2 separate regions of the Homo sapiens genome follow, and region 2 is linked to region 1. Evidence: chromatin contacts called from ENCODE Hi-C or POLR2A ChIA-PET data. All regions are on one chromosome and are shown on one strand. Each heading gives the region's core, a stretch centred on a gene start or an enhancer-like site at or near the end of the contact. The rest is flanking DNA. Distances are from core to core; before and after follow the strand shown.

Region 1 (4,664 bases), core at 803-3,302:
GAAGAACAGCAGAAAAAAAACACTGCTGAGAAAGCACATATTAAATAGGAGCTCCTCAAGGCAGTGAACAACTTGTGGAAGCTGCAAAGATGTTGGCTTAGTTTTAAGCTTTTCTGCAATCAGGAATGGCACACGCATGCTGATAAAAGCCTATTCCTTTGAATAATGGGAAAGGTTGCCTTCTTAAGAAGATACTAATCTACATTACTCTAGATATTGTGTAAACCCAACCTTTTGGGAAACCTTTTTTGGTTTGTTTTTTCCTCGAGGGGAAAATAAAAGGATATTGCACTTCCCGAATAAGGTGATATTTCAGACATATCTTGAAGATCGCCGCACTCGGACTTTATGAGCGACAAGGAGAGCCCTTCGGCGGTGCTGGGCGGGTGTGCTGGTGAACAAGGGTGGTGGCTCAGGTGGTGAGATGACATCTTGGTCCTCAGACTCGTGGTATCCCTAGTTAAGTCTAAGGATTCAGGAGAGGCTCTGTCTTTTCCAGAGAAGGAGCCGGAGGGAGCACCTAATGGGCTCTGAAATGGATAGGCCATCAAGGGAAGGGGGAAGGGGTGGCGGAAGGTGGACGTGGTGAAGCCCGTGGTGGCAGAGAGAGGCGACTGGTGCAGGGGCTGGTGGTGGCCGCCAGCGGCAGGGCCGGAGGCAGACTGGTCAGAGGAGTTTTTGCGGACAACCAGGGGCAGTGCTTCTGTCTGGTCAGTGGAACTGGCCATCTGCACATTGCCAAAGGTGTCCAGGGGGTTCGGAATGATGACGTCGCCAAAGCACTGCAGGCGCTGGTTGGCGGTGTGGAAATTGTGGTTTTCCCCATTGACTGCAAATCTGGCCTGGGGGATCTGGAGAGGTGGGAAGACCTGAGGAACCTGGCGGGAGGGCTTGGCCGAAAAGACTTTGACCACAGTGTCCACAACTTGCGACATGGCAGTGTTCAGTTCCTGTTTCAAGGTCTCAGCCAAATGTTTGCCTTCCGGTTGTAAGGAGTTTGGCCCATGGTCTCTTTCTTTGTTGTTGCCTTCTCGCTTCGGCTTGTTTTCAGCCATTTCCTGCTCTCTGATCAGGGCTCGAGCTCGGTCAATAAACTGTCCTGGGTCTAGCTCGCACATCTCATTATCTGACCTTCCGACAGAGTCCTGGGCCCTGGCATCCAGGATCTCCGAGCGCATGCTGTCTTCAGACAGGTTACCATCTTCATCATTTTCCGAATCAGTGCTGTCATAGATTTGGTAGAACTTTTCCTGCAGCTGGCGCAGCTGTTTCTGCATGTCCTCCAGCTGCTGTTTCAGCTGTCGGCGCTCCTCTCGCTTCTGTTCTTTTCGGGCTGAAACCAGCTGCTGGAAACTCTGTTGCTGCTGCTGGGGAAGCTTTTGCTTGCGTTTGTTTTCTCTGTAACTTTCTCGGGGACTCACAGACTGCGGGGCCATCTCTCTTTCATTTTCATTGCCCCTTAATGCCACACTGGGGGAATGGCTCATACCCCGAATTATATTCTCAACCCGGGCGCGCTTTGCTCTCAGGTGCTCATCACATAAGCGATCCATATCAAACTGGCTCATAGTAGGCCTGCCAAAAGGGGAAAGACACTCTGGGGGGCTGTCTCTTGAAGAGTTGCTGCATATATCCTCCTGATGTACTTCGGAGCCTGTACTAGAGAGACCGCTGGCTTGGAAACTGGGCTCCGTGCCACCATTTTTGTTCATGTTATTTTTCAACAGCTGGGAAATTATGGTTGCTCCTGGAAAAGGCATCATGGCATCTTCATACGAGTTCGCCCTCTTCAGCAGCTTGCGGAGTACATTTGACTTTTCCCCATCTGCATGCTGCACCACTGAATACTCAACATCCTGCTCAGAACCTTGGGGATTCATGGCACTAAAAAACGTTGCTCTTGCCTTAGCAAAAAATGCAGATGCTGTCCCTACCGTCCTTTTCACTCCAATGTCAACTCTTCTCCTCTTGGTTTGCCGGCTTAAGAGGGCTGTGCTGTCATGGTCAGGCATCACTGGACGGTTATTGTGCCATCTTCAAAAGCTCGTCAGCTGGGCACAGCTCAAGAATCCCGGGACCCTGGCCAACAGAACAAAAGGACTGATGAATCATTTTCTTTAAATTTCTCCAAATTTCCTGACCTCAATCCTGAATCAAATGCAAAATGCATAGGCTCTGGGATTTATGGCACATTACAATTATTGCAATTTATTATGCACTCTGCTTGAAATGAAACATTTTTAAATATTTCTGCTCCACTGGTTTAAGATGGATTAAGATTAAAAAAAAATTAAGCAAAAACTGCTTAAGCACCAGTAATATGATTCTCTCTCACAAATGCCTAAAATGATACTGTTTATCTTCAGAAGAAACAGTAGATTATAAGAACACAGCCTCTGACAACCAATTGATTAAATTTTGGGCATTGAGATTCATATTATAAGGAAGATGAAACTGCTCTATACTTAAGAAATAAGGTTAAATTTTGAGACTATGAGAAATTCACATGAAAAATTGCATTTCTGCATTACAATTAGTGTGGTTTTAACGCTATTAAAGGAAAAGGACTCTAAAATAAATGCAAATATATAATAGAGAGCTTTTATTCTTGAATTTTACAATATTTTTGTCATATGTAAAATGGGAAGGAGAACACCCTTAGCAGCAGCATCTTTCAAACATAAATGGTCAGTTTAGCATTGAAATAAATGCACAATAGTCATTTTATAAGTCTGCTTATTTAGCTTAGCTATGCATTTTTTACTTGTAAAATCATAGGTGAAGATGATATCTGTTGATATATCTTAATGTAACTATAAGAATATTTATACATTTTCATAATGTCCTTTTAATGACAAATTATTACAAAGTTGGATTCACTGCAAAACAAGGATGTTACCACATTTTAGAAATCAATATGAGGAATAATAAGTTATTGACCGAGATAAAGATAAATATATCTTCAGGACTAGTTTCCTTCTGTTTAAATCTGCCAAAATAATATGTCCAATGCCCAAAGAAACTCTTTAACATACAGGATTTGTGAACCTTATTTCCTGTGCCAAATTAAAGGAAAAAAAAAAACAGAAAAAACTGAAAGAAGATATATAAAGAAGAAAGAAAATAATGTCCATCAAATGTGTGAGAAAGGGAAATATTTCTTTGTATATGAACTTCCATTGTTTCTTGGAAACACAGTATAAAAAGAGAACATCCTTCTTTGAATTTCATAAAAGGCACTTGACATTGTGTAACTTATTAACTAGTGATGCTAATCCCAAATTTTGTAGACATATAAGATGTCACATCTTTTTGTTTATAATTAACATTTTATGAAGAAAATGAAAATTTTTTTCACGTTGGGTTTATCTAATATTAAACTTCACGTTTGCTTAACAGAGCACATCTTCACAATAACAGGGTCCATTGCCAAAGGCAGCATGCAGAGTGTCTGGAACGGCTCCCATCTCTTTCGGTTCACCTGTAAAAACATCTACGTGCTCCCTAGGACTGCATCTGTGGCTAGCTTTAAAGAATGACTATCCATGCAAATAGGCATAATTTCAGCATGAAATAACCTGTAAAAATCAAGAAAATGCTCAATGCTTAGATGGCAACAATATGTATATTTTTTTAAGTGACAGTGATTTCCTCATGAAATCTTTGCTCCTGGTTTCTATAGAAAGATAAAACATTTTAAAAGAGCCTGCTTTAGGGTATCATGAAAGCAAAATGATACCTCTTTATATATATATATATATATATATATATATATATATATATATATATATATATATTTGCATGCTTGAGAATGAAATACTTTTTGCATGCTTCAGGATAAAATTTCCTGAACTTAGAATGGAGATGGAGTTCTCAAGAACTACAACATTGGGTTCAAAATTGAATTCAGAATGATTGAGACCCTTTCAAACACTAATAATAAAATTGGTTTCAGGAATACAAAAATGCAGTGACAAATACTACACAAACACATTAGATCTGATAAATCAGGTTAGCTGTCAGATGACAGAAAGAACAAGGAGAGGCTGAGACAAGAAAAAGGATGAATCATTTCAAAGCTCTGTTAATCAAAGAAACACTTGCATGGGGGGCGGTTACAAGGAAGACTTTTTTCTGTGTGTATATCACCTTCCCCAAAATAGAGCTTATTGCCCTTATTTTTAAATTTTACATCTTTTCTATTTGTATGCAAATCCTTTTCTCTTGACTATCACCTGCAAAGCACATGGATCTCCAATCAAAATGTCAAACAAACTTTTTGCAGTATTTTTTCTCTCCCTGTTCACCCTAACACCCAAACTGGACTTTCCTCCTGCCATCCTTGCTGTGGGAAGAGCAGCTCTGCCACAGAGGCTTGGAAAGGACAGACTGGTGTCGCTGATGAGCACAAGGTCATCCCCAGGCATCCTTCCTTTTCCAACTGCCATTTACCTCTGCGTCAACTGCACTTCCTCTCATCTAGCCTAGGTATCAACAGCTGCATCCCTGCCCCATGCTGGAGCCAAGAGGAGGGCTGTGCTCTTCCTAAGGTGGAAAGAAATGCTTGTGGAGTCTGTTAAGAACAAGATATAACTCCCTTGATATTCACCAAACTAAACTAATTTTGTAATTCTATTTCAGTCAACATTTTTAGATTAAATAAC
Region 2 (4,664 bases), core at 962-3,461, 590 kb before region 1:
CATGGTGTTATTCAAAGTTTACAATATTACACTAAACATGATGAAAAATACACAACAAGCACGAAAGGTAACTTTTTATTGTGATATGAAATTTACTAGAGATGAACTGCTCCCGTGGAGATGAATAGCCTCACACAGCATTTTAAGTTGATACAACACTTGAGCTCAATGCAATAGCAACAGAAGGTGGTTATGAAATTATCACAGTAGTACAGTATGTACTACAGTTAATTTTATGCAGTTATGATTTAATACTGCATTTTTACATTGGTTTACATTTCTCTCGACTGAATGGTACCATGCACAGTCTGTGTTCGTAGGCGTAAGTTTTAATACATTTTAACTTTTTATAATAAATTTGGGCATATTTTATGGTAGTAAATGATAAAATAGACTAGTAGCTACATATATGTTATGCATTTGTAACATATCTTTTTCTTAATGTTTTGATATTTTTAGAATATGTGGTTTCTCTGCAAGTTTTTTCAAGCTGTCAAAAATCTCCAAAAATTTTTTCAATATGTTTATTGAAAAAAAAACCCTCATATAAATGGACCTACACCATTCAAACCCATGTTGTTCAAGGGTCAACTGTATTTCTAAAAATTAACACAAGTTAATCAGGGAAGAAAAGCAAATTTAAAAACTTTGAAAAGAGAAAACATCATCATTCTGGAATCAATTACTTCCCAGAAATTTAAAACACATTCTTATAACTCTTGCAATAGTCATTTTTACGAAGGAACTAAAATGATTTATATATTTTTAAAATCTCAGTAGCTCCTTAGGAAAAATGCTTATCTAATGCTTATTTCTTCCAAAGTGTGAAAATCAATGTATGTTACATTTTCCCTTTCTTGGTTGGAAGCTTGATCCTCAAGAAAAGTGGCTTTTACGAGCCCAAGTTTCCAAAAAGACAATGTTACAGCCAAAATAAACCTCGCGACTTGCAAGACAAGTTTGCTCAAGGAGCAAGTTTTTATCATCGTGTGACTAAGTTAAGGATCAATTTGTCTCTATCTCATTTTCAATAATAGTTTTGACCCAGGTGTTAGATTAACCATGGACTAAGGTGCATGATTCTCCTGAGCTCTATGACCACGTGTCTTCACATCTTGGAATGAAAGTGAAGGAATTCCCTAAATCAGGAATACAGCTTCAGTGCCCCTAAGAATAACATGGAAAATTTTTTTTTAATGTTTAATTTGAGGCCATACCTAGGTATTGGGGTAGATTACAGAAATCCATTTTATGAATGAAGCAGGCATCTGTGTGGTCAACAGATAACATATACATATTTCCTGGTTGACTTCTATTTTCCTGGCACCTCTCTGGTTTAACATGTGTCCCAGAGTTATTGCTGTTGTTGCTTTAACAAAAGATTATTATTATTAGCTGCGTTAAAATAAGCCAGGACTGGTTTAGTGGATAACTTTGAAATAGGACGTAGGACTCGACTCTGGAGGCAGGGCTCAGACACCTGACCTAATTGAGGACTAGTTAAAACAGGGATGGGGTGGAAACACCTTTCCATATAAGACATGCCCACCAGTGTGCCATGTCAGTTTACCATTGCCATGGCAACACCCAGAAGTTACCACCCTTTTTCTAGGAATTTCTGCGTTAATCGCCTCTTAGTTTGCATGTAAATTAAAGTGGGTATAAATTTGACTTCAGAACTGCCCTCAGCTACTACTCTCAGCACACTGCCTGTGGAGCAGCCCTGCTCTGCAGGAGCAGTCACAGAGCTGCAGGACTGCTGGAGCTGTAACTCCGCCACTTCAATACCTACCGCTGGCTTGCCCTTGAATTCCATCCTGGCTGAACCCCAATTTGGGGATCATCTGCCCTGCATCAACTTTGTACTTCCATATTGTAGCATAGTCTTCCCTAGTAGTGTGTGAGATACATGTGCCATAAACAGAGTTCAACACTTAACAAGTGGTTAAGTCTGAGCTATCAGTGATAACTTCTTTCACCTTTCTTAAACCTTTCTTAAGGCACAGGTAACTAACTCCTCCATTTTAAGGATAGCGGCATATCTCATGCTGGCTTGAAAAAACAAAGTGTGGTTGCATACGGTGACTTAGGACAACTAACTTTTCATCCCAAAGGATGTGGGAGAAATACTTGTTGCTGCTGTCCCTGGCACCCATCTGGTGTATGAGTCAGTTGTGCCTTGGCCCCAGGTGGGGCCTGCAAGATGATTAAGGCACAAGGCTGCCAATCTGCCAGACAGTGGGGTCAGTGTGAAATGTGGGAAATTAGAAACGTGGTGAATGTGAAATACATGCAGGAAGTGGAGGCTAAGCATGCCTACCATAAAGCTTACACAAAGTAGTGTGAGCAATCCTGCTAAAATGGTTTTGGCATATACTAGATAGGGTAAATCTACAACTATTTATTTACCCTATCATTTGGTAACACTTTTCAAAAATGTTGTGATGAACTCTCTCAGCAACAAAGAGCTCAAAAAACAAAACAAAGCAAAAAAGCATGTTTAATGAAATTTCAAATGCAGATTTCTCATTTCTAAATAAAGTTGACGATGAAATATAACGTGCATAAAATATTTGCCAACATTTATCAGCCTCCTTGGGGCCTATAGTAATGAAAATTAGAAGACATAAATATGTTAAGGAGGCCCCAGAATTTACTTCAAACCTTAGCTGTTATTTTAAGCTTTTCTTCGACAGGCATGAAATATGAAGCAATAGCTGCTAATATATTTGGTTTAATTAACAGAACTCTGCAAACAGCTCATGATTTCTGTTTTATGTGTCACCAGCTGCTTCAAATTAAAATTTAATTAATTCCAATAATTGTTCAATATTTTCATGAAATTCAGTGACTCAAAGCTTTTGAAAGTTCATCTGACTTTATTGTGTCTGCTATTGCAAATTCAGTGACAAAATTTGTGAGGATCATATAAATACAAATTCTGGTGATGCACACATTATATTTATTGTCAATTAGTTTATTGATAAATAAGAAATCTATAAAGCAGAAATGTTCTAGAAAACTTTTAGAGAAACGCTATTATTAAAAACAAAACTTGGAACCAAGCCAGACATGGGAGAGTGTCTGTAGTGCCAGGCGTTCAAGAGGCAGAAGCAGAAGAATTTCTTGAGCCTACAAGTTCGAGTCCAACCTGGACAACATAGTGAGACCCTGTCTCTAAAAACAAAACAAAAACTTGGAAGCAAAGAGATATTAAAATTTATCCTATAAAAGCAAGGGAAGACTTGAGTGAATAAATAAGGAAAGCTTAATCCATTTACAGTGTTTAATTTTGAAATTCTATAATTGTGCCTTAGAATATCTACATTTCTGGAATAATCTTTTGATGAAGCTTTTTGTAAAAACAATTTCATAAATTTGTATTCTATGCCAGAATGGAATGAAACTGCAAAAACTAATAATTGTGAAGCATCTATATACAAAATATTTTAAAGTATGGAGACAACTTACTAACAAGTTTTGTCTTACAAAACTATTAGTTAAAGACATCTACTCTGAATGGAGGCAAACAGGAGGTATCATATCTGGGAAAATACTTATGCTGAAATATTTACACATTTCAAATAAAAAGAATAATATTGAGAATTTCCTTCATTTAGCAGAATTTGTTCTGAGCTTACCATAAGCCTCACCACCTGAAGAAAGAGTAATTTCTCAATTGAAAATATTGTAAGCTAGATGGTAGAGTCAATTGAAAAAGAGTATAACAGGCCAGGTGTGATGGCTCACGCCCATAATCTCAACACTTTGGGAGGTCGAAGTGAGCCGATCACTTGAGTCCAGGAGTTCTAGACCAGCCTGGGCAACATGACAAAACTTTGACTGTACAAAAAATATAAAAATTAGTTGTGTGTGGTGGTGTGCAACTGTAGTACCAGCTACTTGGGAGGCTGAGGCAGGAGGATCACTGGAGCCCAGGAGGTCAAGGCTGCAGTGAGCCGTGATTGTGCCACTGCACTCCAGCCTGGAAGACAGAGTGAGACTCTGTCTCAAAAAAAAAAAGTAGGCGATTTTATGAAGAAAATTAAAATGATAAGACCACATTAAAAAAAAATACACTCTGTAGAAATATCTCAGTAAGAGAGTATTGGCAAAAAACACAGCTATTCAAAGTACTTTATTTAAAGTACATGAATATGGGCCGAGCGCAGTGGCTTATACCTGTAATCCCAGCACTTTGGGAGTCCGAGGCAGGCAGATCACCCTAGGTCAGGAATTTGAGACCAGCCTGGCCAACATGATAAAACCCCATCTCTACTAAAAATACAAAAATTAGCCGGGCATGGTGGCATGTGCCTATAATCCCAGCTACTCAGGAGGCTGAGGCAGGAGAATCGCTTGAACCCGGGAGGCGGAGGTTTCAGTGAGCCGAGTTCACACCACTGCACTCCAGCCTGGGTGACAGAGTGAGACTCCATCTCAAAACACACACACACACACACACACACAGAGTACGTGAATATGTACCAACAATTATTCTGTTTGTATTATTTTTAAATTCAGGTAATCAACATAAACATTTCAAAACTTTAATGTACATGAGTTACATGTTTTTAAGAGAGATTTATATTTTTGAAAAAAAATTTTTTTTTTTGAGACAGAGGCCCGGTCAGCATGTGGAGAAGGAATGTCACAAGAACTGA

The links. Hi-C counts contacts between places; a loop is a spot of excess contacts on that map. ChIA-PET counts read pairs that join two places held with the same protein, here RNA polymerase II (POLR2A).
Region 2: a loop to region 1 is called in a map of gastrocnemius medialis, with 3 times the contacts of the local background. The contact joins two enhancer-like sites. A Hi-C loop is called at or near these places in 1 of 168 maps with a recorded cell type or tissue (gastrocnemius medialis). POLR2A ChIA-PET finds 5 or more read pairs at or near these places in 1 of 52 experiments (Caco-2).

What each region holds. Positions count from the first base shown.
Region 1 is chr1:213,993,884-213,998,547 of GRCh38, reverse strand. It overlaps PROX1 (prospero homeobox 1), which reads right to left. Exons shown (of 5, transcript NM_001270616.2): 2 at 288-2,079. The coding sequence starts at 2,012. Among named protein-coding and RNA genes, the nearest start is that of PROX1, 8.2 kb to the right of the region's middle. Within about 2 kb of position 2,052, at least 8 of the 41 ENCODE cell types and tissues checked have a DNase peak (open chromatin) inside an H3K27ac peak, as active enhancers do; they include gastrocnemius medialis, where a contact is called at or near this core.
Region 2 is chr1:214,579,563-214,584,226 of GRCh38, reverse strand. No RefSeq gene overlaps it. Among named protein-coding and RNA genes, the nearest start is that of CENPF, 21 kb to the left of the region's middle. Within about 2 kb of position 2,211, at least 6 of the 41 ENCODE cell types and tissues checked have a DNase peak (open chromatin) inside an H3K27ac peak, as active enhancers do; they include gastrocnemius medialis, where a contact is called at or near this core.